6 separate regions of the Homo sapiens genome follow, and all the other regions are linked to region 1. Evidence: read pairs that join two places in POLR2A ChIA-PET (ENCODE). Cell type or tissue: CD4-positive, alpha-beta T cell. All regions are shown on one strand. Region 1 overlaps PTPRJ (protein tyrosine phosphatase receptor type J). Region 2 overlaps PTPRJ (protein tyrosine phosphatase receptor type J). Region 3 overlaps PTPRJ (protein tyrosine phosphatase receptor type J). Region 4 holds the start of PTPRJ (protein tyrosine phosphatase receptor type J). Region 5 overlaps PTPRJ (protein tyrosine phosphatase receptor type J). Region 6 has its middle 46 kb from the start of PTPRJ.

Region 1 (4,000 bases):
GGAAAGGTGAAGTGACTTGCCCACCTAGTTAGAAGCACATCATCTTCTGATTCCTGTCTCATTTCATTTCACCGCTTGTTTGCCCTCTCTGTGGTCTTGCCCACGGACTTGTAGTCCCTGATGTACGCCAGGCCTCTCACAGTGTGGCCCCCGGGATTCCCTTTTATGAAAAAAAGTTGAGCATGAGCTGTAAGTTAGAGTAGGTTTTAATTCTGTCCTACCACGGAGTCTGTTTTATATGAGAACAAGTTATTTAACTCCTCTGAGTGTTAATTTCCTCATTTTTTTCCTTTCTTTCTTTTTTTTTTTTTTAAAGGGCCAGTCCCCATTCTCACAGGGTGTTTGGAAGGAGTAACTGAAGGGGGGTATATAAAGCCGCTGGCAGCCAGGCATGGTGGCTCACGCCTGTAATCCCAGCACTTTGGGAGCCTGAGGCAGGCAGATTGCTTGAGTCTAGGAGTTCAAGACCAGCCTGGGCAAACATGGTGAAACCCTGTCTCTATAAAACATGCAAAAATTAGCCAGGCATAGTGGTGCATGCTTGTAATCCCAGCTACTTGGGTGGCTAAGGTGAGAGGATTACTTGAGCCAGGGAGGTTGAGACTGCAATGAGCTGTGATTGCGCCACTGCACTCCAGTTTGGGTGATGCAGTGAGATCCCATCTCTAAATAAAAAAAAAATAAATAAAGCCCCTAGCATGGTGCCTGGCACATGGTAGGCCCTCAAAAGATGACCCTCCAAAGTGGCCAGGACTCACCATGCATTCAGGGAATATGGATTCTTTTGGTGGCAGCAGGCTGCATTTTTGCCTGGCTGAATGCCTGCAAGCATGGGAACTTTTGATGCAACAGTAATCCTTGGGGTCTGAAAGGCCCCAAATCTCCCGCCAGATCTCTGAGGTTAACATCCAGTCAACCTTTTGCTTTTCATTCTTGGCCTCTTTCCTCCTCACCTCCACCAGTGTGACAGTCATATCCTCTCTATGTTTCTGGTAAGTTCTGGCCTTGAGGGCTGGTCTTATGACTGACAAGTGAAGAGCAGTGCCACCCTCTACTCCACATTCTCAGAAGCGTCTCTAGGTTCCATACTTTAAGGCAGGCTAGCTTCCAAGGCATACTGACAGACATCCCTGTGCAGTCCTGGGGGCACGAGGGTCCCATTCCACCCTGGGGCTTCAGGGTCAGGTGAGGAAGGTAGATCCCTGAAGTTGGGTCCAGAAAAGGCCACTGGGCTAGCCTGTCTCTCGTTCTGGTCACTGACCTCAGGATCCAGCAGGACGCTGCTAGCTTGCTTGGCTCAGCTCTGCGAGTGCTGGGAGCAATAAGCAGTGCTGAAAACGCGATGCATTTCAACCCAAAGCACTCTGATCCCTTTCCAGGCTTTGGGAGAATGTTTTTTCCAGCTCGGTTACTTGCTGGCATGCATAGGTCAATATACAAGGTGTTCTCAGAGAAGCCGGAGCTGAATGTTGACTTTTGTGCTCCCTGGGGTGTGTTCTGGGGAGGAAGTGGGTTTTCAGGTTGTGGTGCGTGTAGGATGTGGTCTGGGATGATTAGTATCACACACTGTGGATAAAGTTAACACGCATTGTGGAGCTTTTTTCCTCTTTTGTACTTTTGGGCGAAGGTGCCTCAAAAGCAGCTTTGTTTATCAAGGAGGTGCCCTTGATTCTGTATGCATTTTTAACATCTGAATAGAAGTTAGACGCACACATAATTGCTTTACTTGATGCAGTAAATACGTTTCAGCCAGATAATCCATAAGACCCTAGTTCAGATCCTGACTTTGATCCCTCTTAGTTGTGTGAGCTCTCACCAGTTTACTTGACCTCACTCTCTGAGCGTCAGATTCCTGAGTGTAAAATAGGTACAAAAACTCAGATTGTTGTAAGGTTTCAGTGAGTTGTTGCGTGTAAAGCATTTAGTATACAGTTCTTGTCACAATGTTTAGTAATGGCAGCTATTATCTTAACTATTAGAGCGGCAGTTTGGCGTGGCACTAATAATGATGATGGTGACAGTTTCACTGAGTGCTTACTACCTCAGCTATTCTTCCAAGTACTTTGCATCACTTAGCTCATTTAACCCTCACAATAAAGCGATAAGGTAGGTGCTGTTCTAATCTCTGTTTTACAGATGCTAAAACTCGGCAGCCAGGTGTGGTGGCTCATGCCCGTAATCCCAGCACTTTGGGAGGCCGAGGTAGGCGGATCATCTGAGGTCAGGAGTTCGAGACTAGCCTGGCCAAAATGGTGAAACCCCGTCTCTACTAAAATACAAAAGAATTAGCTGGGTGTAGTGGTGCATGCCTATAATCCCAGCTACTCAGGAGACAGAGGCAGGAGAATCGCTTGACTCCGGGAGGAGGAGGTTGCAGTGAGCCGAGATTGTGCTATAGCACTCCATTCTGGGCGACAAGAGCGAAACTCTGTCTCAAAACAAAACAAAACAAAACTCAGGCACAGAGAGGTTAAGTAACTTGCCCAAGGTAACCCAGCTCATAAATATGAAAAGAGCAGGGACTTTAGAGTCAGAAGACCTGGGTGGCACGCTTGCATGCCGTGTCCTGGTGGTGTGGCCTACCGCAGAGTGACTGACTCTGATTGCCTTCCCAACTGTAAAATGGTGCTAATGATACAGACCGCCCCCCATTGCCTGGTGTGGTGCGCGGCTGTGAGTGCTTAATAATAGGTGCTTAGGCATCATTTGCTAATTAACTGACTGTGTTAGGTTATTAGGAAGTTCCAGTGGGCTAATAAAAGCTCTGGGTAAACGTTAGTTGTTCTTTTAAATGTCCTGAGGTGCTTATGATTGGAGTTTAAACAGCACACCTGTTTTTCAGATTTCGGAACCACTTAAGAGAGGCACAGTGTAAAGAAGGTGGAGATGAGAATATCACCTTTACTCCTGATACAGTCTTGGAGAATGCAGCTTAGTTGTGGGGCAGCATTAGCTTTCTGATATGAAGCTGAGATTAGGTGGATGTACCAGGCCAGTCACGGGCAGCCTTGGGTACCCAGAGGCCTTCTCACGTGGGTCGAGGCAGGTGGTGGAGGTGGTGGCAGCGGTAGCCCCCATAATACTTCTAGGTGGAAGAACAGACCACCTGAGTGAGAGAAATCACTCCTGAGCCCTGGGGGAGAACTGTGTGGAGGGGCAGATGGGAGCCTGGAGTTTTGAGGGAAAAAAAACTTTCCTTTTGGAAGCCAGACGTAGGGAAGAAGCATATTGATCACAATGACTATTAAAGAAAGCTCCCCAACACCCCAGCAAAACACCCACAAAACAAGAAACTACTTCTGCCAATGGTTCTAGCCAGTTTTCTTCACCACAGTTCATGACTGCTTCATCCTTTTAGGTGATCACACCCAAAACTTTTGGGTCTTCCTGCCTTTTTTTTTTTTTCTTTTGAGACCAAGTCTTGCTCTGTCACCCAGGCTGGAGTGCAATGGCACGATCTCGGCTCGCTGCAGCCTCCGCCTCCCGGGTTCAAGTGATTCTCCTGCCTCAGCCTCCCGAGTAGCTGGGATTACAGGCATGTGCCACCATGCCTGGCTAATTTTTGTATTTTTAGTAGAGATAGGCTTTCACCATGTTGACCAGGCTGGTCTTCAACTACTGGCCTCAAGTGACCCACCTGCCTCTGACTCCCAAAGTGCTAGGATTACAGGCATGAGCTACCACACCCAGCCTTTTTTTAAAACAAAACCAAAACCAAAAGAGACAGGGTCTCTGGTGTGCAGTGGTGTGATCATAGCTCACTGCACCTTGACCTCTTGGGCTCAAGCAATCCTCCTGCCTCCACCTCCTGAATAGCTGGGACTACAGATGTGTACCATCACACTCATCTAATTAAAACAATTTTTTTTTTGGTAGAGATGGGATCTCGCTATGTTGCCCAGGTTGGTCTTGAGAACTCCTGGCCTCAAGCGATCCTCCTGCCTTGGCCTGCTAAAGTGCTAGGATTACGGGTGTGAGCCACTTTACCCAGCCTTGGGTC
Region 2 (4,000 bases), 55 kb before region 1:
AAATACCAGTTGGAGGCTCCCTCCCCAGACCAGTGGATTCTGGATATCTGGGTGTATGGACACCTCTTGCCCCCATTGGTGTTTTATTTTCCAAGCTCCTCATGTGTTGTTAATATGTAGCCAGGGTTGAGAACCACTGAGACCAAAACTCTTTGGAAACAGAGACCCAGAAAGGGAGAACATGATTGTCTATGGGTATGTAGGGCTAGTGGCACAAGGAGAAGGAAAACTAGGGGGGAAAAGGCCTTTATCAAATGCCACCCATATGCTAGTCTCTTTTACTTTCATGCCGAGATTCTTCTTTTTTTTTTTGAGTCAGAGTCTCGCTCTGTCACCCAGGCTGGAGTGCAGTGGTGCGATCTCGGCTCACTGCAACCTCCGCCTTCTGGGCTCAAGTGATTCTCTTGCCTCAGCCTCCTGAGTATCTGGGAGTACAGGCTTGTGCCACCACAGCTGGCTAAATTTTTTGTATTTTTAGTAGAGATGGGGTTTCACCATGTTGGCCAGGCTGGTCTTGCCCTCCTCACCTCAGCTGATCTGCCTGCCTTGGCCTCCCAAAGTGCTGGTATGCCTGGCCCTTTTTTTTTTTTTTTTTTGAGATAGGGTCGTGTTCTGTTGCCCAGGCTGGAGTGCAGTGGTGTGATCACAGCTCATTGCAGCCTCAACTTCCTGGGCTCAAGCGATCCTCCTACCTTACCTGCCTGAGTAGCTGGGACTACAGATGTGTGCCACCTCTCCTGGGTAATTTTAAAATTTTTTTTTTGTAGAGATGGGGGTCTCACTATGTTGCCACAGCTGGCCTCCAAGTCCTGGGCTCAAACGATCCTCCCGTCTTGGCCTCCCAAAGTGCTAAGATTATAGGTGCAAGCCACCTCTCCTGGCTTGCTTCTTTCCCGTAAATTGAGGTGTGTTATTCCACTGCTTAAAAGCCTACATGGCTTCATATCGCTGTTAGTATAAACCCAAACAGTGGTCTGCAAGACTCTGAACCTTAGATCAGGATGATCAGACCCCTCCCTCCCCTCCACCCTCCGACCTCATCCTGGCTACCCACTCCCTGTTCACAGACTACAGTCACCTGGCTCTAGTACAACAGACACTTGAACCTACCCCGCCCCTCTCCCTCAGGGCCTGGTACTATCCTCCTCGCTCCTTCTTATCACTCAGGCCCCTCTATCCCATCATCCTCCTTCATTTCCTCCCATCCTTATCACCTACTCATTTCTGTCTGTCTCCCCACCTCTTGGATTATGAGTTCAGGGGAGTGGGACCCCCTATGTCTGATTTCCTTATGTGTAGGACAGAGCGTGCCTCAAAAGCATGCTTGCTTGGTGAATGAATTGAAAGAACCACCCTGACATGGAGCTGGTATTATCCACAGGTTACAATGGACTGGACCTCCTCTTCCAGTCCCATATAATTTTTTTTTTTTTTTTTTTTTTTTAAATTTTGAGACAGAGTCTCACTCTGTCGCCCAGGCTCGAGTACAGTGGTGATCTTGGTTTACTGCAACCTCTGCCTCCCAGGTTCAAGCAATTCTCGGTCCTCAGCCTCCCCAGTAGTTGGGACTACAGGCATGTGCCATTACACCTAGCTAGTTTTTGTGTTTTCGTAGAAACAAGGTTTCACCATGTTTGCCAGGCTGGTCTTGAACTCCTGGACTTAAGTGATCTGCCTGCCTTGGCATCCCAAAGTGGTGAGATTACAGGCATGAGCCATTGTACCTGGCCCCATATCACTTCTTATTATCTCATAATATTCTTACCTTTTGCAGTGACAGCCCCAAAGTGTGTGTGTGTGTGTGTGTGTGTGTGTGTGTGTGTGTGTGTGTTTGGGGTGGGGATCATAATAATCCTGCAGGTGGGGTTTAGCTCTGGTGAAAAGAGCACAGATCCTTTGATTTGGGTTTGAATCCCAGCACTTCCTCTTACTAAGCTGTGTGATCTTGGGACATTACTAACCTCTGTGAGGTTCAGTTTTTCTTGGCTGCAAAATGTAAGCACAATACTAATAAGTAACTGACAGATGCTGTGCTTCTGCCAGACACTGTACCCAGTGCTTTGTGTGTATTGGCTGAGTGAATCCTCATGACACCCTAATGAGGTAGGTCTCTTCTCTTCTTGCTTTCATTTTACAGGAGAGGAAAATGAGATGCAGAGAAGCTAAGCAACCAGCCTGAGGCCACACAGCCAATCAGTTGAGAGTCAGAGTTCAAGCCTAGGCTGCTTGCTGCCAGAGTCAGAGTGTTAGGTAGGACTTTATGAAATCATGCCCACAGGCCCCGGAACAGGTAGTGGTGCAGACACTTGGTAAACCGTAGTTACCCCTCCCACTTTGACATTTACTCTCCTGGTGACATTTAAGTTTTCTGACTGTTTTGTTGTTCAAGTTGGTGACAAAAGTACCAATTTCCTGCCTGCTCACTTCCAAACACAGCTTCTGTTGATGAGAACTAAGGGAGTACAACTTTTCAGGCCGGGGGTGTGCATGGTGTTTTGGGCCTTGGTGCTCAGGAAGTGTGGGCACTCCCTTAAATTTTTTAAATGGGCAAATGAGTGCATTTTCCTATTTAAATTTTTTTTTTTTTTTTTTTGAGACAGAGTCTCGCTCTGTCACCCAGGCTGGAGTGCGGTGGCGCCATCTCAGCTCACTGCAACCTCTGCTTCCCGGGTTCAAGTGATTCTTGTGCCTCAGCCTCCCGAGTAGCTGGGATTACAGGAGGCTGCCGCCACACCTGGCTAGTTTTTGTGTTTTTAGTAGAGATGGGGTTTCACCATGTTGGCCAGGATGGTCTGGAACTCCTGACCTCAACTGATCTGCCCACCTCGGCCTCCCAAAATGCTGGGATTACAGGCATGAGCCACCATGCCTAGCCTCACTCCCTTAAATTTTTAAAATGGGTAAATGAGTGCATTTTCCCATTTGAAACATTTTCTGCTTCAAATCCTTATTGAGCACTTTGTGCTAGGCATTGTGACTATGATCAGTATAAAAACCCCAAGAAAACAAAAAAACAAAAACAGTAATTCACTGTCCTGTCACCCCCAACTCATCAATCCTTTGCTTTTCCATAACTGGTTACCTGGGTGCTTTTCTTCGTTGTGATTATTTTTTATTGGAAATGCAGATTTGTGACTGTGATGGGCCTGAGGTCAGGTCACCTTGCTGAGGCGAGTTTCCTGGGCGGCTTTGCCCTGTTTTGATAAACAGAAGAATGAGCAGCTGGAGCTGCATTTCAAGTGGCTGCTTTAGTTGAGGCAGGCAGGCCTCAGTGTTTATGTGACACCGAGCAGCTTCAAAATGAGCTTGGTCATTTAAAAAAATTTATTTTTTCCTAGTTAGGTAACAGTGGTATAACAACATTAAAAGAAATGTAGAAACTAGAGAAAGGAAAAAAAAAAGCCCTTTATCCCCCCCATCACAAAACTATTATAATTTCAAAATAGTTACAAGTACAATGTATTCCAAGTGGCTTCTTATTTAAGATAATTATATTCACAGAGCAGGGACCGTTTCAGGTCCTTTAATGCTGAAAGGCTAAATAAAGAGAACTTTTTATTTTTTCCATGTTAATACATGGATGATATTAACCATGATGTTTAATAGCTACAGAATACTGCATGAAATGGATGTACTATAATTCATTTAGCCTTTTTCGTATTTAGAGATTTAAGCAGTAGCCAATTTTTCACCATTACAAGTGGTGCAAGGACCAATATCTTCATGAATACAGCATTTTCTGTAAAGCAGAAATTCTTTCTTCAGGATTAATTTCCAGATATCTTTCTGGTATTAGACACATACCACTTGCCTAATAACGTTCCAAAAGGAATTCATTGTTTACATTGCTATTAGAACATATGAGATTGCCTGTTTCATTATGTCCGTCCCAGCACTGGGTATTATCATTAAAAAAAAAAGATTTTAAATTTATTTATTGAGTTATTTACTTGAGACAGAGTTTTGCTTGTCTCCCAGGCTGGAGTGCTGTGGCACGATC
Region 3 (4,000 bases), 62 kb before region 1:
TGAGTTTGTCATTGTTATTGCCATTTAAAAAGGTATGACTCAGAGTGGCTGTAATTGACTTGTCCAATTCAGGTTTCATCTGTCTTTTGCAGAATAATAATCATGTACGTTCATAGTATAGGCCACCTCTTTTTTTTTTTGTTTTTTAAGACATAGTCTCGCCCTGTCACCCAGGCTGGAGTGCAGTGGTGCGATCTCAGCTCACTGTAACCTCCGCCTTCTGGGTTCAAGCGATTCTTGTGCCTCAGCCTCCTGAGTAGCTGGCATTACAGGAGCCCGCCCACCATGCCTAGCTAATTTTTGTATTTTTAGTAGAGACAGGGTTTCACCATGTTGGCCAGGCTGGTCTGGAACTCCTGACCTTGTGATCTGCCTGCCTTGGCCTCCCAAAGTGCTGGAATTACAGGTGTGAGTCACCGCGCCCAAGTATAGGCCACTTTTAAGAATTACTCAGAGTTAGCTTATAAGAGGCGAATCAGTGGAGTCCTCCAGTTTGGTTCACACATAATTATTAGGTTGAACCATATAAAGTTACTGTTTTTGGTCCTGTGAATATTAGTATTTATATATGGTTCCAATCTGATATGTTCCAGAAAATACACACTTAAGTAAAGTTTGGAAAACCAAATCATAGACTTACATACTGTAAGGCGGTGTATTTGAAACTGGGATGTAAAATCAATTTAGTGAGTTATGACCTGCATTAAAAAAATGGTAGAATATCAGAGTTTGCTGGTAAGTATTGTAAAAATACCAGAGTTTGCTGGTGAGTATTGTCCATTTCAGTTATATATGTGCGCACGTGTGTGTGGTGTGTATGTGTGTATACTAAATTGCATATAAAATGAATTTCTTATCATGGGTTCACCTGTTGCCAGAAAACACTGGAAGTCACTGTTCCAGGGAATGGAATGGTGGAAGATGCCTGGTGGGGGATGGAGGTGGATTCTGTTTCCAGACACAGTAAAAAAAACCAGTATAAAGTCCCCAATTATGCATTGTCAGTGTCTCTATGTGTAGCTGGAAACCATTCCTGCAGCAGGTAAGCAGGAAGAACCAAATTGTCGAGAGGCACTTCAGGAAGGGAAGTGGGCCGACTGAAAGCTTTGGAGGCCTGCCTTTAAGTAGCTGCTTTTCTGGAAACTTCAGGGTGACCAGCCTAGTGAACAAGCTATGGGTCAGCGTTGTGTGTTCCTTTGGTAAATGGATTTGGTAGAGAGCTAACACTACTGCATTTGTAGTTTATTTGTTTGTTTGTTTTCTTTTTGAGACGAGTCTCACTCTGTCACCCAGGCTGGAGTGCAGTGTTGCGATCTCGGCTCCCTGCAGCCTCCACCTCCTGGGTTTAAGTGATCCTCCTGCCTCAGCCTCCTGAGAAGCTGGGATTACAGATGTGCACCACCACACCCAGCTAGTTTTTGTATTTTTAGTAGAGACGGGGTTTCATCATGTTGGCCAGGCTGGTGTTGAACTCCCGACCTCAAGTGATCCTCCCATCTTGGCCTCCCAAAGTGCTGGGGCTATAGGGCTGAGTCACCGTACCCAGCCTGCGTCTGTAGTTTAAATGATAACTTAATGACCACCATCCAGTAGCTGAGGCTCTAAGAGGGAGGTCTGAATAGTGGGTGACTCAGCTCAGCCCTGCCTGACCTCTAGCTCTAGGCTGTGCTGTCTCTAGGCTCCGGCACTGATTTGCATGGGCCTGAATGAACCTTCTGGAGATTGTTAGCCCAACTGGCTGAAGGATCCTGATCCCCAGGTTAATTTGATTCCCATCAAACAGTTCATTTTTTTTTTTTTTTGAGAGGCAGTCTCGCTCTGTTGCCCAGGCTGGAGTGCGGTGGTGGGATCTTGGCCCACTGCAAGCTCTGCCTCCCGGGTTCAAGCAGTTCTCCTGCCTCTGCCTCCTGGGTTCAAGCAGTTCTCCTGCCTCAGCCTCCTGAGTAGCTGGGACTATATGTGCAGGCCGCCACACCCGGCTAGTTTTTTGTATTTTAGTAGAGACGGGGTTTCACCATGTTTTCCAGGCTGGTCGTGAACTCTTGAGCTCCGGCAATCCACCCGCTGCAGTCTCCCAAAGTGCTGGGATTACAGTTGTGAGCCACTGTGCCTGGCCTTTTTTTTTTTTTAATATAAAAAAATTGAAAATACAGATAAAAGGAAACAAAATTACCTGTAATCTCCACTCATCCAGGTTAACTCCTGGTACCTTTTTGATGCGATTTCTTTGTCTTTTTAAATGCATGTTCTGTCTATTTATACTACAATAGGATAACCTCCTACATGTGCTTTGTAACTTACATCTTTTAATTTTTAACAGTTGAGGTGGGCCGGGCACCGTGGCTCATACCTGTAATCTCAGCACCTTGGGAGGCCAAGGCAGGCGGATTGCCTGAGCTCAGGAGTTAGAGACCACCCTGAGCAACATGGTGAAACCCTGTCTCTACTAAAATACAAAAAATTAGTGGTGGTGCACGCTTGTGGTCCCAGCTGTTTGGGAGGCTGAGGCATGAGCATCACTTGAGCCCTGGAGGTGGAGGTTGCTTGAGTCCTGGAGGCGGAGTGAGCCAAGATTGCGCCACTGCACTTCAGCTTGGGCTGCAGGGTGAGATTCTGTCTCAAAAAAATAAATAAATAAATAAATAAAATAAAAAAACAATTGAGGTGGATGTCTCCCTAGGGGTACCCCAGGAAGCCACAGGATAAAAAGCAGGCATCTTGCTGGAGGGTCTCTGTTGCTCAGTAGAAATTATTTTGTAATGTTTTTTGAAAACCACAAACATGGACATATTATGGACTGGATACCACATTTGCATCAGGATTTTTTTTTCAACCAGTACAGTACATAACAAAGAAATCTCTACCCTGCAGACCCTCTGGGGGTGTGAGAGCGCTCCTTGCTATTCTCAGGGTCAATGTATGGCAATCTGTGAAGGACTGACAATATATTGCAAACGTTTCCCCCTGCCAGTAAATATTCTTCTTTTGTATAACTGTTAGCTGTTGCATCCATTCCATTATGTGGAGGTACCTTAATTTATCTAATAAGTCCTGTGATTAGTCTTATAGTTTGTTTTCAAAATTTTTTTTGTCACGATAGGCCCTATTCAGTTGACTTTGTGATCAGCTCTGAACATATAATCTGGTGATTGCCTTAAGATAAATTGAATAATAAAAGTAACAATAGTAGCTACCATCGGTTGAATATTTATCATCAACTGTTGTGAGCACGTTGTACATATTAACTCATTTAATCCTATGACGTAGGTATAGGGAAGGAAACTGAGGCTCAGAACCTCTGCCAGCTAGTTGTGGGCTTCCTTTGAGGCACAGGGGAGCTGAATGGGAGGGTCTACATAGGACAGGGCGTGTCTGAGTCCAGGAAGGACAGCTGGACTTGGGCCAGTCTCACAGGTGGGAAGGCTGTCTTTCTGTGAGGATGGGTGACTTGTTGACCTTTGATCCTCAGAGCCCTGATGCAGCAGGAGTGAAATGATTCCCAGAGCCACAGAAAACAAGAGTATCTTTGTCTTGGATTTTAGATCCTGGAGCTATCAGGTGGTAAGAAGGCTGTCTGACCCAGATTAAGTGATGTCATGGTATCATGTTGGGGTGTGGGCCTTCCTGTTGTAAATTATTTGGGATTTCATAGAGATCGAAGTCATGTGTGGATGACATGACTTCAGGATGTCCCATTAGAAGAGGAACGTGGGGGTCAGGCGTGGTGGCTCACGCCAGTAGTCCCAGCACTTTGGGAGGCTGAGGCGGGCGGATCACGAGGTCAGGAGTTCAGGACCAGCCTGACCAACATGGTGAAACCCTGTCTCTACTAAAAATACAAAAATTAACAGGGTGTGGTGGCACATGCCTGTAATCCCAGCTACTCGGGAGGCTGAGGCAGGAGAAGTGCTTGAGCCCGGGAGGCACAGGTTGTGGTGACCTGAGATTGTGCCATTGCACTTCAGCCTGGGCAACAAGAATGAAACTCCATCTCCAAAAA
Region 4 (4,000 bases), 75 kb before region 1:
CATTGACCTCTTTAACAACGTGATGAAAGCTTCCAGAAGAGCTAATGTATGTGGAGTCCCACGATGTGTCAGGCTAGGTGTTTAGGACTTTACTAACTACTGTCTCGTTTAATCGCGAATGCAGTGGACCTCTCTCTCCACACGTCCTAGTACGATCTTTATTTCACACGGGAGGAGAGGAGGGTGGGTGGGGTCGGCCAGAGAGGAGAAATGCGTCTCCAGAGTTCACAGGGCTGGTACTACCAGCAGAGCCCCGTCCACCATATGCCACAGCTGGGGTTCTAATCCCTGGACTGGCTTGTACTGGGCTCTCTGCCTCCCTGGCCGGCGCTCGGGGGCTGGGGGACAGAACACAATGTACAGCGTGCCTTCTACAATTTCGGGGTTCACGCACCCCCAAGCCCACCCAGGGCCAGGTCAAACGCGCCTTCGCCGGGTTGCTGTCTACAATCAGGCTTGGCTGCGCTCTCAGTAGGGGTCTCGGTCAACCTCTGCCCACCCGAACCCGGCGCCGTGGACCTGGTGTGAGGCTGGGGAGCCCGTCCTGAGGGGTGCCGGCTCGAGGCGCTAGAGCCACGGAGCCTGGTCCCGGGCTCCAAGTCCCAGGAATGTGGGAGGGCTGGGCGGAGGGGCGGGCGAGGCGGGAGCGCTTCCTCTGCCCGCGGGAGGGGATCCGCGGCCGGCTCGGAGGGGGCGGGGGCAGCGGCGGGCGGCGGCGAGGGGCTGCGGAGCTCCGCAGCCGCCGGGCCGGCCGGGGCGGGAGGAAGCGATGAATATTCAGAGGGGGAGGGGAAGGGAGGGGGCCGAGCGCTCGCCGCGGCTCCCTGCAGCAGCCCCAGCCGCATGACGCGCGGAGGAGGCAGCGGGAGCAGCCGCGGGAGCCGGGACCGGGTAGCCGCGCGCTGGGGGTGGGCGCCGCTCGCTCCGCCCCGCGAAGCCCCTGCGCGCTCAGGGACGCGGCCCCCCCGCGGCAGCCGCGCTAGGCTCCGGCGTGTGGCCGCGGCCGCCGCCGCCGCTGCCATGTCTCCGGGGAAGCCCGGGGCGGGCGGAGCGGGGACGAGGCGGACCGGCTGGCGGAGGAGGAGGCGAAGGAGACGGCAGGAGGCGGCGACGACGGTGCCCGGGCTCGGGCGCACGGCGGGGCCCGATTCGCGCGTCCGGGGCACGTTCCAGGGCGCGCGGGGCATGAAGCCGGCGGCGCGGGAGGCGCGGCTGCCTCCGCGCTCGCCCGGGCTGCGCTGGGCGCTGCCGCTGCTGCTGCTGCTGCTGCGCCTGGGCCAGGTAAGCGCCGGGTGGGCTCGGGCGGGGGGCAGGAGGCTGGGGCGGGACTGGCATTGACTGCACCTGCCCGAGCGTACCCCCCCGGGGGGTTCCGGGGAAGGGGGCGGGGGTCCGGATCCCCGGATCCCCGGAAGGCGACTTGCGGGGACCCCGGCCGGCCTCGCACGCCGGCGATCGATCCCTTTTCCGGCTGCCCAGGATCGGGGGAGAGAGGCGGGATCCGGGTGCCGCGGTGCCCGAGCCTCCCGGGGAAAGCCTCCGCGCGGGCTCCAGGCCGTCCCTGGCCCGGCTCTTCCCGGCGCTGGGCACATCTGGCGGGCACGGGCCCGGCTTCCTAGCCGGAGGCGGCCGGAGGGGGCGTGTTTGCGGAGGTCTGGGGACGCAGAGCCGGGCGGCCTGGCTGAGCCTTTGCCGACAGACCTCCGACCCGGCCTGCAGGGGCCCGAGGGGCGGCGGGGGCGACAGGGCAGGGCCAGGCGCTGGGCAGTGGGGCCCTGGGCGAGGCGCGGGACTCCGGGCCGAGGGCCCTGTTCCTGGGGAAAGTTCCCAGGCCGGGGAAAAGGTGGCCGCACGCTGGCTTTTCTCAAGGCAGCCGGCCCTCTTGGCGTCGTGCTTGATTTCATGGGTGTTTAATTCGTGCTTTGTGGGCGCTGGCTCCCCCTCCCCACCCCACCCTCACCCTCTTTTCTGGCTTCACTTTTCAGATAATGCTGTCCCTGGCGTTTTGGTGACCGACCTTTCCCCTTCCTGGCATTTCCATAGGGGCTGAGGCAGAGCAGCTGAAGGGGCATTCCCATTTCACAGATGGGGAACTGAGGGAGAGAAGTGAAATAGCGGAGCACCCAGCCCGTGCCATGGGAGCTGAGCCAGCGGGCACGTCCTCTTAGCCTCTGGAGCCTGTTGGGGTTTGAACCCGCAGGGGAAGCGGTCTAGGGCTGCCTTGCTGTGCGTTTCTGCAAATGACCATCTTGCTTGTTTTATACAGACACCATCTCTGAGGAAATGAGTTATTGGCTGGGGATGGAACCTGGTTTCAGGGAAAACTTCTCCAGCGCGAATACAGGAGAGAGCAGAAGCATCACCCTGGGGCAGCAATGCCGCCTAGCAGGCTGTAGGAGAAGGGGGCTGGGGCCTGGGGGCTGCGTGACCCTCGGCACCCAAGGGTCTCTCCTCGCAGTTTCCCCAGCAGGTTCTGCACAGGCTCTCCTGGGGGCCAGAAGGCAATGTGACCTCCTGCAGAGAACCTGGGAGTAGATGTCAGGAGACTGGCTCCAGGGCCGGGCCACAGGGCTGGACTTGCTCTTCAGGCTTCTCTACCCTCAGTTAACCGCATCTGTAGAATGAGTATAGCACCCTCTGCCCAATGGAATTGTTTGAGGGGCTTCCACTGGCCAATGTCTAAAAGAACTTTGTAAATATTAAGGGTTTCCACATGGGATTCTCATTATTAAGGTACAGTGCCTGTGGGGGCTGTCTTCTCCCTGTCCATGTAAGGAAATTCAGGGAAGCAGTGTCTGAAGTTAAAAAAGCCTTGTATTTGAAGATTTCTTGTATCAAAAGTTTATGCTAAAACAAAAACCACAAAAAACAGAAAACCCCCAAACTTAAAGCTTCATTTATTTTTAAATGTATAATATATGTAATTTTTTTTTTGCTTCAGCAAAAAAATTTTAAATTATATATATATAAAATTTATTTATTTTTGCTCCAGCCATAGTGGTTGCTAGCTGTGTTCTCAATCAGCAAAAAGTTTCTTGGGTAAATTTATTGCTTGCTCAATCCTTCCTTGTATTTCATTAGCATATTGCCACTCTACACTTGTCCTGTATTTAGATATTTCCTTCCTCTATGGTTTGTTCTGTAGAACCTCAAAAGGACTCTCTTATTTCTTTTTTTTTTGGACACATTATGAAATAGGAAGTCTAAAAGGCTCCCAGAAGAAGCATCTTCAAAATCCACATTCAGCAGTTCATTTTGATAATGGATATTTCAGGGAATCAGTGCATTTTTGAGCTGGACCAGACTTTCAAGACAGCTGAAACCCCTCAGAGCTCTTAGATGAGGATATTGATGTCCAGAGAAGACAGGGAGCAGGCTGAGGTCACCCAGCAAGGTATTAGAGAAGACAAGATGGGAACCTGGGTCACCGGCCTGGGCCTCATATTTTCAAAGTGCTATTTTTTTTTTTCCCGTGTTTTCACTTTGATCTTACTTTTAATGATAGGGACGTATCACTGTGTCTTCTCAAAATGGTGGGTGTGAATGGAATTTTTCAAAGTTGAATCAATTTGAGATATTTCTGAAGTTTGTTTAGGAAACAAGTATGTGACTACCTTCCTAAGAGCTGACTGGTTTTTTGAGGCCTGGATTGTGTGTGTATGTGCTTATGTGTGTGTTATAAAATGGAATCAACTATACCAGGTTAAACAAATGGACAAGTCATGGAAAAGACACAGCTCTGTTTGGACATTAATAAGGGCGGGTGTGGAAGCTGGAAAGCTGAGATGCCGGAAGGCTCAGTGCTTAGTAGGCCCGGAAAAGCAATTTTTGAACTGGCATCTCATTCCCCTTTTCTAAGACAGGAAGGACGGTCAGAGATGATTCCAACATGAGGACTTTGCTAGTTGCAGTGTCTGACTCCTCCCATTCTCATAGCAGTTTTGCACAGTAGTTTTGGTTTGTGTGTATGTTTTAGGCAATGTGACAAAGCAGTTTTCCT
Region 5 (4,000 bases), 54 kb after region 1:
GTAGAAAGCCCAGCACAGTGTCTGTTACATAGTAGGTGCTTAGTAAGTTAGAGTTCCTTTTTATCCTCAGAATGCGTTTGCAAGTATAGCCTCCCACAGTGCTTTTACTTTAATCTTTCCCCTTACTGGGCAAAAAAATGTTTGCTGCCCTGTGCGACTTGCCTAGCTATTGACTTCTCTTTTTTCTGCCTCTCTCCTATGATCCATCCTAGACTGTGGATTGAGGCTCAGCCTAGATTAAAGGGCAGGGGCTGGAGGAGGAAGATGAGCTGAAAAAGGGTAGGCCTGAGGCGCGAAGGAGTTGATGGTAGGGTGGAAGGTGGGAATGGGAAGTTTGAGAATTGGAGGACCTGGGGGCAAGACTTTCCCCCTCTGGGCTCGTTCTTTCCTTCCTGTGCCGTTTATTGAGTGCCTACTGGGTCCACCATTCTAGGCATGGGGCACAGACAAGATCTCTGTTCTCATGGAGCACACAGTGTGGTTGGAGGAGTCAGTGATGGACAGAGAGTGAGGGGTGTTGGTTTCCATGGCTGCTCGGAGAAGGACTTGCTGAGGAGGTGGCGTTTTGGGCAGGCCATGAAAAGGTCTGGGCAGAGTGTGTTTGTGGGAGGGAATAAATATGTAAAGGCTCTAGGGGAGAATCAGTTTCGAGAATGTGAGGGGGCAGTGAGACCAGAGGGGCTAGTGGGCTGTGGCTGAGTTTGAATTTTATTCTAAGTGTCATGGAAAGTAGGAGGACGGTTTTTTCCACCAGGGTCCTTTTTGATTATTTTATTCTTCGTGACGATCCTACTTAAAAAAAAAAATCTTATTCACCAAAAAGGTGTGTTTGTGAAACAATAGAGTGTACAACCTTGAATCACTTTAGATTTTTAAAGTATAGGGAAACAATTATGGATCACAATGAATATCCTTGAGGGCTGCTCCCCTCCCCAGCTGACACTGTCAGCTAAACCTTTAAGGCCTCTTGTGTGTCAAGCATTAATTCTTCCCAAAGCTGCTTGACATGTGATTAAAAATTTTTACTGCCACCTACTGATGGAAAGAAGAAGATGAATTTTTGTACAATGAAAATCCCAAACACAGTGGATTTCTGGTTTCCACTGTGCTGTCAGGACTGGGAAATGGGTCTGGGGAAGGGGTGTGCTGGGCTTGGTATCCCCCCCACCCAACCCCCTTTTTTTGGCCCTGACAATCTGGTCTCTGCTTCTGTGTCCTTCTGCTTCAGCTCATCGCACAGTGGGTGGAGGGAGGTGCTGACCTGGGGAGTTGCTCCGGGGAGAGGGCTGGAGGTGGGGGGATGTGTCTGGGGAGAAACACTGGGCACTGGGAGTCAGCAGCCGCCAGCCCCCACATAACCCAGTTAATCCTTTGTAATTGACCCCGAGGTTGCAATGATTCCCTGTGTTTAATGTCCCAAGACGGCCTAACCCTGACCAGCAGACCTTTGCTTAATGTGCTTCTTACCACCCCACCCCCATTATTAAATCCTCAACTGCTTTATTTCTGATTTGCATTTTCCATGGCTGAATGAATCTGCTGACTTCCGTTTTCTTTTTCTGTTTCAGATCCTGTGCGCAGGTGGCAGTGAGTACCCTTTTCCTCTCTATTCTTGTGTTGTTCGCTACTGCCCCCTAATGGACACACAGCAACATTAACAGCAATGTGAAATGCTAATTTATTAAAACCTGCTCGGTTTCCAATTTTTCTTTTTCTTTTTCTTTTCTTTTTTTTTGAGTTGGAGCCTCGCTCTGTAGCCCAGGCTGGAGTGCAGTGGTGCCATCTCGGCTCACTGCAACCTCCGCCTCCCGGGTTCAAGTGATTCTCCTGCCTCAGCCTAGCAAGTAGCTGGGATTACAGGCACGTGCCACCATGTCCGGCTAATTTTTTGTATTTTTAGTAGAGACGGGGCTTCCCCATGTTGGTCTTGAACTCCTGACCTCAGGTGATCCGCCCGCCTTGGCCTCCCAAAGCGCTGGGATTACAGGCGCGAGCCACCACGCCCGGCCCCAATTTTTCTTTAGAAGTAGGAGTGAGGGTGGAAACAACAAATGAAAGAAAAAATTTTAATTAATTGTGCAATCATGATGAAAATTTATATTTTCTGTAATTTTTTTCTAGCCTCATCTGTGGGCGATTTAACTTAGTTGAAATTGTAATACATTATTTGTATATTGTTTATGTGCTGTTATCCTTTAAGTATTTTCTTGTGTTGCTACATTGCCCTTTTGTTGCTACATTGCTACATTTAAAGAATGGGGTGGAAGATCGTCATAACCTTTGGAAAATGAGACCTGGACTCCCGCATGTTTTGCTTTCATGCACAGGGCTGAGTCCCAACTGCTGACAGTGCTGGTTCATTCCCTGGTAATAAAATGAGAAAAATAAGGATATGACTAGAAGTTTTTTAAGGAAGCTTAAATATATTCAGTTGAAAGCACCATCCATCCCTGGATTATGTCCTTACTAATTTTTTGGTCATAAAACATTTCTATAAGAATTGAAGGCCGGGCCTGGTGGCTCATGCCTGTAATCCCAGCACTTTGGGAGGCTGAGGCAGGTGGATCACCTGAATTCAGGAGTTCGAGAACAGCTTGGCCAACATGGTGAAACACCATCTGTACTAAAAATACCAAAAAAATTAGCCAGGTGTGGTGGCATGCACCTGTAATCCCAGCTACTTGGGAGGCTGAGGCAGGAGAATCGCTTGAGCCTGAGAGGTGGAGGCTGCAGTGAGCCGAGATCACTCCATTGCACTCCAGCCTGGGCAACAAGAGTGAAACTCCATCTCAAAAAAAAAAAAAAAAAAAAAAAATTAAAAATAATAGTAGTTGGTAGTTTTTTAAAAAATGTACCTTTTAGGAAAAAAAAAAAAAACCATGGTTTTTGTTTCTCCCCAAAATTTGGGAACTTTTTTTTTCCTGATTGGTAAAATCTCAGTTTGTGAGATAAAATAATTAGATTGTACTCATGGAAGCATATATGGGCAGATCTTGCTGAAATCTTCTAATAAAGCAAATCTCAATTAATAATGGTAATTAGAGCCTGTGCAAACAATGGGAAGAGTACTGCCGTTGGTTTTTCTTCCTGTTAATTAGTTTAATAAATAAACTGGTGGGTACCTTGTACAGGCTTGAATCACTGCTGCAGAAGAACACTTCTATTCAAACATCTACCGTAGGTAGTAGAATTGCGGGAAACAGAAATCATGAGCTATTTTAACTGAAAGGATTTACCCTGGGAAGTGAGAGTTTACAGAGTCATTGGAAGGGCCGCTGTATTAGTTTGCCAGGGCTGCTGTAATAAGATCAAGGTCTTGGGGGTTAGGACTTCAACATATGAATTTGGGGGTGGCGGAGCACAAGTCAGCTCATAACAGCTGGGGAGGAGGCTTTAGGCCTGGCCCTGAGAAATTACTCCCAGACTAAGGCTGCAGAACTGACCCCCTAGAGAGTCACCACCTTGGTCATAGACAGCAAGCAGAGAGGGAGGAATCAGGAAGTCCCTGCTGTAGTTGCTGGATCCAGCGGTGAATGTTCTGAGCTGTGATCCTGGGATCAGGAAGCTGCAGCCACTGCCACAGTGTTGGTTCTAGAGCCAGGCAGCATGAGATCCAGTCATCGCATCCACACTACAGCTATAAGAAGGAGGAAGGGCAGAAGGTTGTGCTCCACCCTTTAAGGACACTTGCTAGAAGTCAGACAGAACGTCTGGTCACACTCTGTTTGACAGAAGTTAGTCACATGCAACATCTAGCTGCATGGGAGGCTGGGAAATGTGGTCTTTGTTCCCAACAGCTATGCATATACAGGGCCAAAAATCTCCAGGAGTATGATGAAGGGAAAATGGGGGAATGGAGTTTGGGGGTCAAGAGTGGTCTCTGCTGCACCTCCCTGAACAGAGACTCTAGGAGACTAGTAATGAATTCAAGATAAAGCAGCCAGTGTGGCCAAGGTTCTCCTTCAGTGCCTGAGCTCTTGGCCATAGGAGCTCACGCCTC
Region 6 (4,000 bases), 120 kb before region 1:
ATTATAAAAATACCCCAGATTCCAGTCAGGCGCGGTGGCTCACATCTGTAATCCCAGCACTTTGGGAGGCCGAGGCAGATGGATCACTAGGTCAGGAGATCAAGACCATCCTGGCCAACATGGTGAAACCTCATCTCTACAAAAAATACAAAAATTAGCTGGGTGTGGCAGCGCATGCTTGTAATCCCAGCTCCTCAGGAGGCTGAGGCAGGAGAATCGCTTGAATCGCTTGAACCCAGAAGGTGGAGATTGCAGTGAGCAGAGATCCCACCATTGCACTCCAGCCTGGGTAACAAGAGTGAGACTCCGTCTCAAAAAAAAAAAAAAAAAAAAAAGGGCTGGGCACGGTGGCTCCCGCCTGTAATCCCAGCACTTTGGGAGACTGAGGGACTGAGGTGGGCAGATCACCTGAGGTCAGAAGTTCAAGACCAGCCTGACCAACATGGAGAAACCCCATCTCTACTAAAAATACAAAATTAGCAGGGCATGGTGGCGCATGCCTGTAATCCCAGCTACTCAGGAGGCTGAGGCAGGAGAATCGCTGGAACCCGGGAGCGGAGGTTGCAGTGAGCTGAGATCGTGCCATTGCACTCCAGCCTGGGCAACAAAAGGAAAACTCCATCTCAAAAAAAAAAAAGAAAGAAAACCCAGATTTGGCCAGGTGCAGTAGCTCACGCCTGTAATCCCAGCACTTTGGGAGGCCAAGGCGGGCAGATCACCTGAGGTAGGAAGTTCGAAACCAGCCTGACCAATATAGAGAAAGAAACCCCATCCCTACAGACATGGTGGCACATGCCATGCTAATTTTTGTATTTTTAATAGAGATGGGGTTTCACCAAGTTGGCCAGGCTGGTCTCCAACTCCTGATCTTGTGATCTGCCCGTCTCGGCCCCTCAAAGTGCTGAGATTACAGGCATGAGCCACCGAGCCCGGCCCAAGGAATGGATTAAAAAAAAAACCATGATTTTACCACTGGGTTGTCCTGAACTGTCTGTGTCACCTGAGTCTAATGAACAACGCAGTGGCAGTCCTCTTCTGGGACAGAACAGACCTGGGATGGTGCCACTCGCAGGAACAGAAGAGAAGTGAACTAAGGCGGTTTCTCCCGATCAACCCTCCTCCCAGCTACCCGGGAGGCTGAGGCAGGAGAATCACTTGAACCCGGGAGGCAGAGGTTGGTGAGCTGAGGTCGCGCCATTGCACTCCAGCCTGGGCAACAAGAGCTAGACTCCATCTCAAAAAAAAAAAAAAGAATATGAACATATTACATACATATGTATGCCTGTATGTGTGTGGAGAGAGAAATTGATCAAGCAAATGCAGTCAGTAAAATGTTAACATTTGGGTAATTTGGGTGAAGGATATACTGTTATTCTTGTAATATTCTTGTAGTATTTTTCTGTAAATCTAAAATTATGTCAAAATAAATGTTAATTTATAAAATCCTTGAACTTTGACAAGGTCCTCAGAAAAGGAATAAAATGAGGACAGAATTTTAAAATGCAAAAACAAAGTTTGTTTTTGTAAAAATAACCCATAGCTACGGGGGAAGAGATGTTACTTAAGGAGAGATTGTTTTCAGAATATAAATTAGGAGGCCTGGGCCTTCATTTAAGCATCTGCTGATTTAAGGCTCCGACAAATGCTGGCAGAGTATCTCCAATAGAGGGCGGTACAACATTACGAAGAATAAACCATATCACATGGGTTTTGGGTAACGTTATTTAAAGTGGATTAAAGTGTTAACAAGTATAACAAAAGTACCAAGAATCTTAGAGCTGAATGCTAACCACATCCCATTTTACAGATGTGCAAACTGAGACTCAAAGTGGGAAAACAACTTGGTCAAAGTCATAGCTACAAGTAGCACAAATGCCTTGCAAATACAGTTGGGGTGGGGCGTGGTGGCTCACGCCTATAATCTCAGCACTTCGGGAGGCCAAGGTGGGCGGATCACCTGAGGTCAGGAGTTTGAGACCAGTCTGGCCAACATGGCGAAACCCCGTCTCTACTAAAAAATACAAAAAGTAGCTGGGCATGGTGGCACGCGCCTGTAATCCCAGCTGCTACTCTTGAGGCTGAGGCTGGAGAATCGCTTGAACCTGGGAGGTGGAGGTTGCAGTGAGCAGAGATGGCACCACTGCACTCCAACCTGGGCAAAAGAGCAAGACTCTATCTCAAAAAAACAAATCAAAACAAATATAGTTGGCCTTCTGTATCTGTGAGTTCCATGTTCCTGGGTTCTGCCTTAGTGGATCCAACAATCAGTATGGAAAATATTGAAGGTGGAATTGAGTATGGAAAATATTGAAGGCAGGGATGGTTGAGTTTGTACTGAATATGCATGGACTTTTCCCCCTTGTCATTATTCCCCAAGTGATACAGTATAACAATTATTTACATAGCAATTTACATTGTATTAGGTATTATAAGTAATCTAGGCCGTGTGTCGGTGGCTCAGGCCTGTAATCCCAGCACTTTGGGAGGCCGAGGCAGGCGGATCACGAGTTCAAGAGATCGAGACTATCCTGGCCAACATTGTGAAACCCCGTCTCTACTAAAAATACAAAAATTAGCTGGCTATGGTGGCACACGCCTGTACTCCCAGCTACTAGGGAGGCTGAGGCAGGAGAATCGCTTGAACCTAGGAGGTGTAGGTTGCAGTGAGCCGAGATCGCGCTGCTGCACTCCAGTCTGGGTGACAGTGCGAGACTCCGTCTCAAAAAAAAAAAAAAGTAATCTAGAGATGATTTAAAGTATTTGAGAGGCTGTGTGTAGGTTATATGCAAATATGACACCATTTCAGGGACTTGAGCATCCATGGATTTTGATATGGGTTGGGGCGCATTCCTGGAACCAATCCCTCACAGATAGTGAGGGACAACTGTAATAGCCACAGCTATCATTCCTTGAAGTCTTACTAATGTGCCAGGCACAGTCCTAAGCACTTTATATACATTATCTACGTAATTATACAATCCCTCCCCGTTTTTTTTTTTTTAGCTCAAGTTGAGGCTCAGATAAGTCAGCCACTTGTCTGACAGCACTAAAAAATGAGATTCTGACAGTGCCCATAGCTAACATGCCATTCTGTCCCACCTACCCTTAAAGAATTGATCCCTAGTAGGGGAGCCACAACACAGCCATCAAAAGAGAAATCCATCCAATATGTACTGTTGGATATATACCCAGCAGGAGCCAGAGATTCAGTGAAGGAAGATTCTTAGGACTGAAAAGAACAGAAAAGGAAGGTGCCCCCAAATGGGGGAGGGGGGTGTGAGTCTTCTGTGAAAATGGAGGCCAGGAGTGGTGGTTCATACTTGTAATCCCAGCACTTTAGGAGGCCGAGGTGGGAAGATTGTTTGAGCCTTGGAGTTGAAGACCAGCCTGGGCAACATAGCGAGACCCGTTTTTCTATTTTTTTTTTTTAAAGAAAGAAAAGGCCAGGCATATGCTTGTAATTCAGCACTTTGGGAGGCTGAGGTGGGTGGATCACCTGAGTTCAGGAGTTCAAGGTCAGCCTGACCAATATGGTGAAACCATGTCTCTACTAAAAATACAAAAAAAAAAAAATTAGCCGGGTGTGGTAGTGAGTGCCTGTAGTCCCAGCTACTCGGGAGGCTGAGGCAGGAGAATTGCTTGAACCTGGGAGGTGGAGGTTGCAGTGAGCTGAGATCTCGCCACTGCACTCCAACCTAGGCAACAGAGTGAGACTCGGCCTCAAAAAAAAAAAAAAAAAAAAAGAAGAAGAAGAAGAAAAGAAAAATGGATAGGTTTAGAGATGAAAAGAAAGCAGAGTAGAGAGAGGATATGAAGAGAAAATAAAGAGGGGAGGAAAAGCATCCACTCTTGTTAAGGAGGGCCATGAGCCTAAAATGTTGACTCCTCCTATCCCCACTACCCTGTGTCTCCTCTAAAGAATCCACCAGCTGGTCTTGTTAGCTCTACTTCCAGAAACGTCCGTGATTCCTCCACTTCTCTCCATCTGCACTGCCACCTG

The links. Peaks named below come from ENCODE experiments on the same cell type or tissue, not always from the same donor. Only the 100,000 strongest peaks of a DNase experiment are listed, where the experiment ranks them.
Region 2: POLR2A ChIA-PET joins it to region 1 with 125 read pairs; 16 of 35 experiments call an interaction of 5 or more read pairs at or near these places.
Region 3: POLR2A ChIA-PET joins it to region 1 with 10 read pairs; 17 of 35 experiments call an interaction of 5 or more read pairs at or near these places.
Region 4: POLR2A ChIA-PET joins it to region 1 with 41 read pairs; 18 of 35 experiments call an interaction of 5 or more read pairs at or near these places.
Region 5: POLR2A ChIA-PET joins it to region 1 with 49 read pairs; 12 of 35 experiments call an interaction of 5 or more read pairs at or near these places.
Region 6: POLR2A ChIA-PET joins it to region 1 with 12 read pairs; 14 of 35 experiments call an interaction of 5 or more read pairs at or near these places.

The regions. Positions count from the first base shown.
Region 1 is chr11:48,054,520-48,058,519 of GRCh38, forward strand. All of the region lies in intron 1 of PTPRJ (protein tyrosine phosphatase receptor type J), which reads left to right. Among named protein-coding and RNA genes, the nearest start is that of MIR3161, 40 kb to the right of the region's middle. RefSeq lists an enhancer at 1,806-2,307. In CD4-positive, alpha-beta T cell, no CTCF peak of the experiment used is centred here; DNase peaks (open chromatin) are centred at 972 and 1,522; H3K4me3 peaks cover 1,059 bases; H3K27ac peaks cover 1,211 bases.
Region 2 is chr11:47,999,563-48,003,562 of GRCh38, forward strand. The region is part of intron 1 of PTPRJ (protein tyrosine phosphatase receptor type J); the gene reads left to right. Among named protein-coding and RNA genes, the nearest start is that of PTPRJ, 21 kb to the left of the region's middle. In CD4-positive, alpha-beta T cell, no CTCF peak of the experiment used is centred here; DNase peaks (open chromatin) are centred at 2,229 and 3,185; H3K4me3 peaks cover 1,500 bases; H3K27ac peaks cover 4,000 bases.
Region 3 is chr11:47,992,045-47,996,044 of GRCh38, forward strand. All of the region lies in intron 1 of PTPRJ (protein tyrosine phosphatase receptor type J), which reads left to right. Among named protein-coding and RNA genes, the nearest start is that of PTPRJ, 13 kb to the left of the region's middle. RefSeq lists a silencer at 1,516-1,731. In CD4-positive, alpha-beta T cell, no CTCF peak of the experiment used is centred here; a DNase peak (open chromatin) is centred at 1,608.
Region 4 is chr11:47,979,728-47,983,727 of GRCh38, forward strand. It overlaps PTPRJ (protein tyrosine phosphatase receptor type J), which reads left to right and starts at 832. Exons shown (of 25, transcript NM_002843.4): 1 at 832-1,281. The coding sequence starts at 1,186. RefSeq lists silencers at 743-1,332, 1,433-1,862. In CD4-positive, alpha-beta T cell, a CTCF peak has its summit at 1,705; DNase peaks (open chromatin) are centred at 1,004, 1,614, 2,104 and 3,904; H3K4me3 peaks cover 3,356 bases.
Region 5 is chr11:48,108,490-48,112,489 of GRCh38, forward strand. It overlaps PTPRJ (protein tyrosine phosphatase receptor type J), which reads left to right. Exons shown (of 25, transcript NM_002843.4): 2 at 1,569-1,587. Among named protein-coding and RNA genes, the nearest start is that of MIR3161, 14 kb to the left of the region's middle. In CD4-positive, alpha-beta T cell, CTCF peaks have their summits at 1,669 (motif pointing left) and 1,870; DNase peaks (open chromatin) are centred at 1,022 and 1,612; H3K4me3 peaks cover 828 bases; H3K27ac peaks cover 824 bases.
Region 6 is chr11:47,932,959-47,936,958 of GRCh38, forward strand. No RefSeq gene overlaps it. Among named protein-coding and RNA genes, the nearest start is that of PTPRJ, 46 kb to the right of the region's middle. In CD4-positive, alpha-beta T cell, a CTCF peak has its summit at 1,663 (motif pointing right); a DNase peak (open chromatin) is centred at 1,673.